Linked DNA regions of Mus musculus: region 2 is linked to region 1. A link is a loop called in an ENCODE intact Hi-C map of the cell type or tissue named here. Cell type or tissue: left cerebral cortex. All regions are shown on one strand. Links, peaks and the distances in the headings refer to the core of each region. The heading gives the core; the rest is flanking DNA.

Region 1 (2,923 bases), core at 134-2,633:
GGGGATCAGGAAGGGGGCTGTTTTCTGAAGGAAGGAGCCTGGGACAGGCCTCTCTTTATCATCTGGACTTCCCACCCTGACCTTTAAATATTTCCTCTAGGAAAGTCAAAGTAAACAAACAAAAAGAGACTGAAGTCAGAATCTAGGTACAGACAAGCCTGGCTTAGATTCCATCCCCTGTAGGACAATTGAAGAGAGAAATAAGGGTGGGACAGAGAGAAAGGGAATCTACTTGATATGAAGATGTGCACCTAACATACAAGTTCAAGGTCCTGCCTGGAAGGTTTGGAGGGTCCATGTTTAAACAGAAAGGAAAGAATCCTGCACAGCTAAACAGTCTTGAAGGTGTGGTCCAGCTCATTTTTTTCTTAATTAGGTATGTATTTCAGTTACATTTCCAATGCTATCCCAAAAGTCCCCCACACGCTCCCCCACCCACTCCCCCACCCTTCCACTCTCACTTCTTGGCCCCGGCGTTCCCCTGTACTGAGGCATATAAAGTTTGCACGACCAATGGGCCTCTCTTTCCACTGATGGCCGACTAGGCCATCTTCTGACATACATGCAGCTAGAGACACGAGTTCCGGGGGTGGGGGGGTACTGGTTAGTTCATATTGTTGTTCCACCTATAGGGTTGCAGATCCCTTTAGCTCCTTGGGTACTTTCTCTAGCTCCTCCATTGGGGGCCCTGTGATCCATCCAATAGCTGACTGTGAGCATCCACTTCTGTGTTTGCTAGACCCCGGCATAGTCTCACAAGAGACAGCTATATCAAGGTCCTTTCAGCCAAATCTTGTTAGTGTATGCAATGGTGTCAGTGTTTGGAAGCTGATTATGGGATGGATCCCCGGATATGGCAATCTCTAGATGGTCCATCCTTTCTTTCATCTCAGCTCCAAACTTTGTCTCTTTAACTCCTTCCATGGGTGTTTTGTTCCCAATTCTAAGAAAGGGCAAAGTGTCCACACTTTGGTCTTGGTTCTTCTTGAGTTTCATGTGTTTGTGGTCCAGCTCGTTACTGTTGTCTAAGTGTTTTGCAAGACAGCCTGACAAATTGTCAGAACAGTGAGAAATCTTTGCTGGGAGCAAAGCCCTCTTTGTAGCTGACTCCAGCCCTCTCAGACTTCCCTTCTCCCAGTAAGAGATTCCTGAGGAAAGTGTAATTTCTTGGGCCTGTTATTTCAATAGTCTGACAGCCACAGGGAGGGGCGCACGTGTCTCTTTAGAATATTTTCATTCCCATCAGAGCTACCACAGAATGAGTCAGAAATGTGAGAGGCGTTTCCTGCATCAGTTGCTCGGCAGCATCTCAGTTTGGAGCTGGGGCCTGGATGTAGCACAGGAGGCTCAGCCCCTCTACCCTCTCCTCTCAGTGCAGATTGTAATGCACTGGGAGACAGCTCAGACTTGATGCTCTGTCGTGGACTGCACAGTTCAATCCTGGATCCAGGTTTACATCCTGGGTTTTTAGCTAAGTGCACTGGGCCAAAATGAACTTTAATGCTACAAGCTGATTCTGGTTTCCAAGTTGTCTTTCTACCATTTTCATCCAAAGGAGCAGGACCCTCACACTCCTGACACAGCAGAGCCTCAAGACTCATTTTGAGCCAGAAAACAATTTATGCTTTGGGATGCTGGGAAAGTACTGATTTTATTTTTTTATTTTATTTTTTTTGTAAAGGAACTTTCAGTTTCTATCAGAGACTGCATTATCTATAAGGGAACAATGACCTCCAGAAAGAGGGGTTGATGTCCTACAGCAAGGACTGGAATCAAAGATATGAAGGTCTCATTTAGTATAGATTAGTCTGCTCCTAAGGTATAAAATGTTCAAGGGCTTTTGCAAAGTTGAGTAAACATGGCATGCATACTATGCTAAACCGGAGGCCCTGTGATGGCCACTAGGTATCTAGCTGTTTACGGCTTCTGCAATCTGCTCTTTCCATCTCATCTCCCAGCTTAGCATCTCCTCCTTGATATGGTTGACTCAGTCGACTCCAACCGGAAGGTGGAGAGAGCTCTCCTTTCAGCAATGGAAAGCACCAAGGTCCCCTAACCTGATGGGAGACAGAGATGCTGTCCTACCTGGAGAAAGGCTGACTGGAGCACTCAGGAGGGATGTTCTAGTGGATGCCAAAGGCACATCCAATAACTGAGGTCAAGGCCAACAGGCCAGAAAGGAAGAGGTTAAGTGTAGAAATGAGGTTAAACGGGCACAGCACTTAAGAGTGTGGACTCTTGGGAAGCCATGTGCCAGGCAGGTGACGTGTGGAGAGGAAATAGATTGAGCCCTGAGGGGCCAGACAGCAGGCGGAGGGAAGAGAACACATAGACCCTGCACCTCAGCACGGTTAGGCTGGGAGAAGGCCCAGGCTTTCAGAGCAGCTGGCTCCAAGGAGAACCAGATGAAGGCAGAGGGCTGTGGAAGGATCTTAGCAGGTGCAGGTATAACGGAGACTTGTGTGGGTCTGTAGCTGGGCCTCAGGTCTTGATGATCTCTCAGAACTGTGTGAGGAGGTGTGTGCATACCTCAGGACAGGGAACTGAATCAGAGGCTAAGAGGCAGTTTCCTGTGCAGAAGTGTTAGGTCCTCAGAACAAATAAGACATTTGATGCTACAGGTCATAGTAGGATGGTGAATGGAGGTGAGGATGTGCCCATCCTGGCCTGTCTTCTCCTCCAATCTCTATTCACCTGTAATGTATTTTTGGTTACCAGTTCAATGATGGCAGGGAAAATGAAATCCAGACAGAATAACATCACATTTGAAATGCAATTCAGTTATACAAACTGTCGTGACACCTACTTTCTCTCCTTATTTTAGCAGCAAAGGAGTTGGCTCAGTTGGTGGCATCCCCCTTTCTGCAAATGAGGACTCTGCCTGGAGAGGGGAATGGCCAGAACTGAGATGAGCCAAGAGGAC
Region 2 (2,923 bases), core at 178-2,677, 110 kb after region 1:
TTGCCAGTTTGGAAGTGAGGGTAGCGCACTCTGTTTGCTTTAGCAGTAAGGAAAATGCTGAGAGGCCTTGAAGACTGTGCTGGAAGAAGGGGTAGAGGCCTGTGGCACCAGCCCCAGAGCTTCCTCAGGCCTGGCAGGCACCAGAGGAGTTCAACTGGGCTCATAAAAATCTAACTTTGTTCCATGTGTAAACTTCACCAGTATTACAAGTCACTTTCAAAATCCTTCCTGTGTCCAGACTTGATAGTCTTTTATGTATGACCCTCTGCTTTCGCATCTACCCATCGAGAGGGTTAACTCATGTTTCTTCACCTTAATTTTACTTCTCCTCTTAGGCAAGGTATGTCTATTCTCAACAGCTAGATTTTTCAAAGAAATTTGTTTATGGTCAGACGTATTTTTGGCCAAGTGTTATATTAATATTATAATCTCATAAGGAGTAAGGTTTTTTTTTCTTAAAAGCTATTTTAAAGATTTACAGACTCTCAGAAATAAAAGTCAACATTCTTTCTCATATAAAGAATCCAGTCAATATGAAATGTACATATGTAACATATTTAACATATGTAACATATGTAAACAAATTTGTATGTGGTTCTGTGTTTCTTCCCTTTGGTTTTAGGCAATGCCTGTGGAAAGGTCTGTAACTTGAAGGAAAGAGAATAAAAGGGCTAAATATGGGATAAGAAAGACACCTCATTACCTGAATGTAAGTCAGGGACAGGAGGTCTAAAATAGTATATAAAGCTAATTGTTTTTCTGTGGAGTCTTTCGGGCTCCGTGGTATATAAACACACAGAATATATATACATACACATACACATACACATACACATACACATATACATATACATATCTGACAGTGAACGTGTAAACTTGAATGTGAAGGTCCACAGCCTCAAGGGGGCTATTCTAACTGTATAGAAGTTCATGAAAATGGGCAGACTTTGGGTATGGTTAATTTCAGCCTGTGGGTTTTTTTTTTATCTCCAAGTTTTGTTTTGTTTTGTTTTGTTTATAATAAAGTTAATGTAGAAAAATATTCCATAAATTCAGTTAGATACCTATCTAGACCAAATACAGATTTTTTTGAAAGGATAAGAAGACCACACATTGCATGATTCCTTTAGTATGAAATGTCTAGACTCTGCCAGCTCATAGAGTCTCCAGTAAATGGTGGCTGCCAAGGGTTGGATGGGGTGGAAGGGATGTGGCTGGCAAAATGGACAGACTGTTCGTAGGTATGGGTTTGTTTTAGAACAAAATGTTCTAAAATTATCCTGCAGTTGCATAACACAGACTGTACTAAAAACCACTGGCTTGTATGGTATATGAATTATATTGAAATAAAACTACCAAAATATTAATTTCCCCTAAAATATAATGGCAGCTGTAATTTTAGAATTTTTTATATATCCTGGAAATTCTTTAGTGAACTCTGGTAAGAAAGTCTATGTATCACAGCTCCATAGAAATGTGAATTTATATAATTTGTGTGAATCTTCTGAATTTGCTTTCAGTTTTTACCAAGTCTTTAAAAGTTATAAATCCTGGTTCCTCAAACTACCGAAAGCTGTGTGTGAGACGCTGCTCAAGCGCAGGCACCTGAGCCTGACTCCTCAGAGCCCACATCACATCTGCATGGGACAACACCGGGCTGGGTCAGAGATGAGTGGGGCCCTATAGCTTACTGACTAGCTAATCTAGTCAAATCATAAAACTCAGGTCAATGAAGAGACCCTGTCTCAAAGAACAAGGTGGAGAGCAATAGAGATGTAGATCTCTGGCCTGCACATTCACAACACACACACATACATACTCATAATATACTCATATACATATACATACTCACACATAATTATATATACACACATACATACATACACACACTCATATACATGTACATTTATATACATACACACACCCACAAACACACACAACATACACATAGTCACACACACACATATACAAACACACACACTCACACAACACACAAACACAAGTAGCTCTATAGATTACTTTGAATTCGGGTGACATGATATTCCCTGCTTTGCTTATGTCGTCCTGGCTTTTCTTCCCTGGTGTGTGTTCATCTGACTATGAATACAGGCTTCTTTGTGCTGCTCTGTGGTGACTATCCTACTGGAAGAAGAAGCACTGAATCTATAATTGTTTTGAGTAGCAGAGACATTTGAGTATCATTGATTCTTCCCATTAGTGAACATAGAACGCTTTCTGCAGTGTGTGTGTGTGTGTGTGTGTGTGTGTGTGTGTGTGTGTGCTTCACATTCTTTAATCAGTGTTTAAAGTTTTAATTATAGAGAATTTTTACCTCTTGGTTTAGACTTCTTCCTGGGTGGGGCTTTCTGAATCTATTCTAAGTGGGATTCTTCTCTGGTTCCTTTTCTCGGATAGGTCAATATCAACAGAGAGAGAAGATTTTTTTTTTTTTGCAATTGTGTGTGTGTGTGTGTGTGTGTGTGTAAGTGTGGCTATGTGCACATGAATACAAATTCCTGAAAAGGCCTGAAGGCACCAGATTCCCCGGACCTGGAGTTACAGCTGCTGCCTGAGTGCTGGGAACTTAGCTCCTGTCCTTTGTAGTCGTACTGCGTCTTAACTGCTGAGCTAACTCCAGTCCAGAGATAAAAGGCTTTTTGTATGCTGTCTTCATGCCCTAAGGCTTGAATTTATTTTTTAAGGAAGCTTTTGTTTGGTGATATAGCCACATATTATTTTTTAAACTGATGGTTTATGGTGGTGGCAGGAAGAGTATTGGGTTTCATTATGACATTTTCTTATGTGACATTATACGTGTTCAGTTTAACCCCTCCCTCTCCTTGTCCTCCTAGTCCCCTTTGCTAGTCTACTTTTTCCCCACAAGTATTCCTTCCTTTTGCCTTCATGCTGCATACATCCCATT

Evidence for each region. Hi-C counts contacts between places; a loop is a spot of excess contacts. Peaks named below come from ENCODE experiments on the same cell type or tissue, not always from the same donor. Only the 100,000 strongest peaks of a DNase experiment are listed, where the experiment ranks them.
Region 2: it touches region 1 in a loop (2.4-fold over the local background); 2 of 42 quality-filtered maps call a loop at or near these places.

Annotation. Positions count from the first base shown.
Region 1 is chr17:14,658,239-14,661,161 of GRCm38, reverse strand. No RefSeq gene overlaps it. Among named protein-coding and RNA genes, the nearest start is that of Thbs2, 35 kb to the left of the region's middle. In left cerebral cortex, for the core only: a CTCF peak has its summit at 1,215; DNase peaks (open chromatin) are centred at 1,243 and 2,570; H3K27ac peaks cover 759 bases.
Region 2 is chr17:14,548,874-14,551,796 of GRCm38, reverse strand. No RefSeq gene overlaps it. Among named protein-coding and RNA genes, the nearest start is that of Gm34916, 28 kb to the right of the region's middle. In left cerebral cortex, for the core only: no CTCF peak of the experiment used is centred there; a DNase peak (open chromatin) is centred at 1,208; H3K27ac peaks cover 285 bases.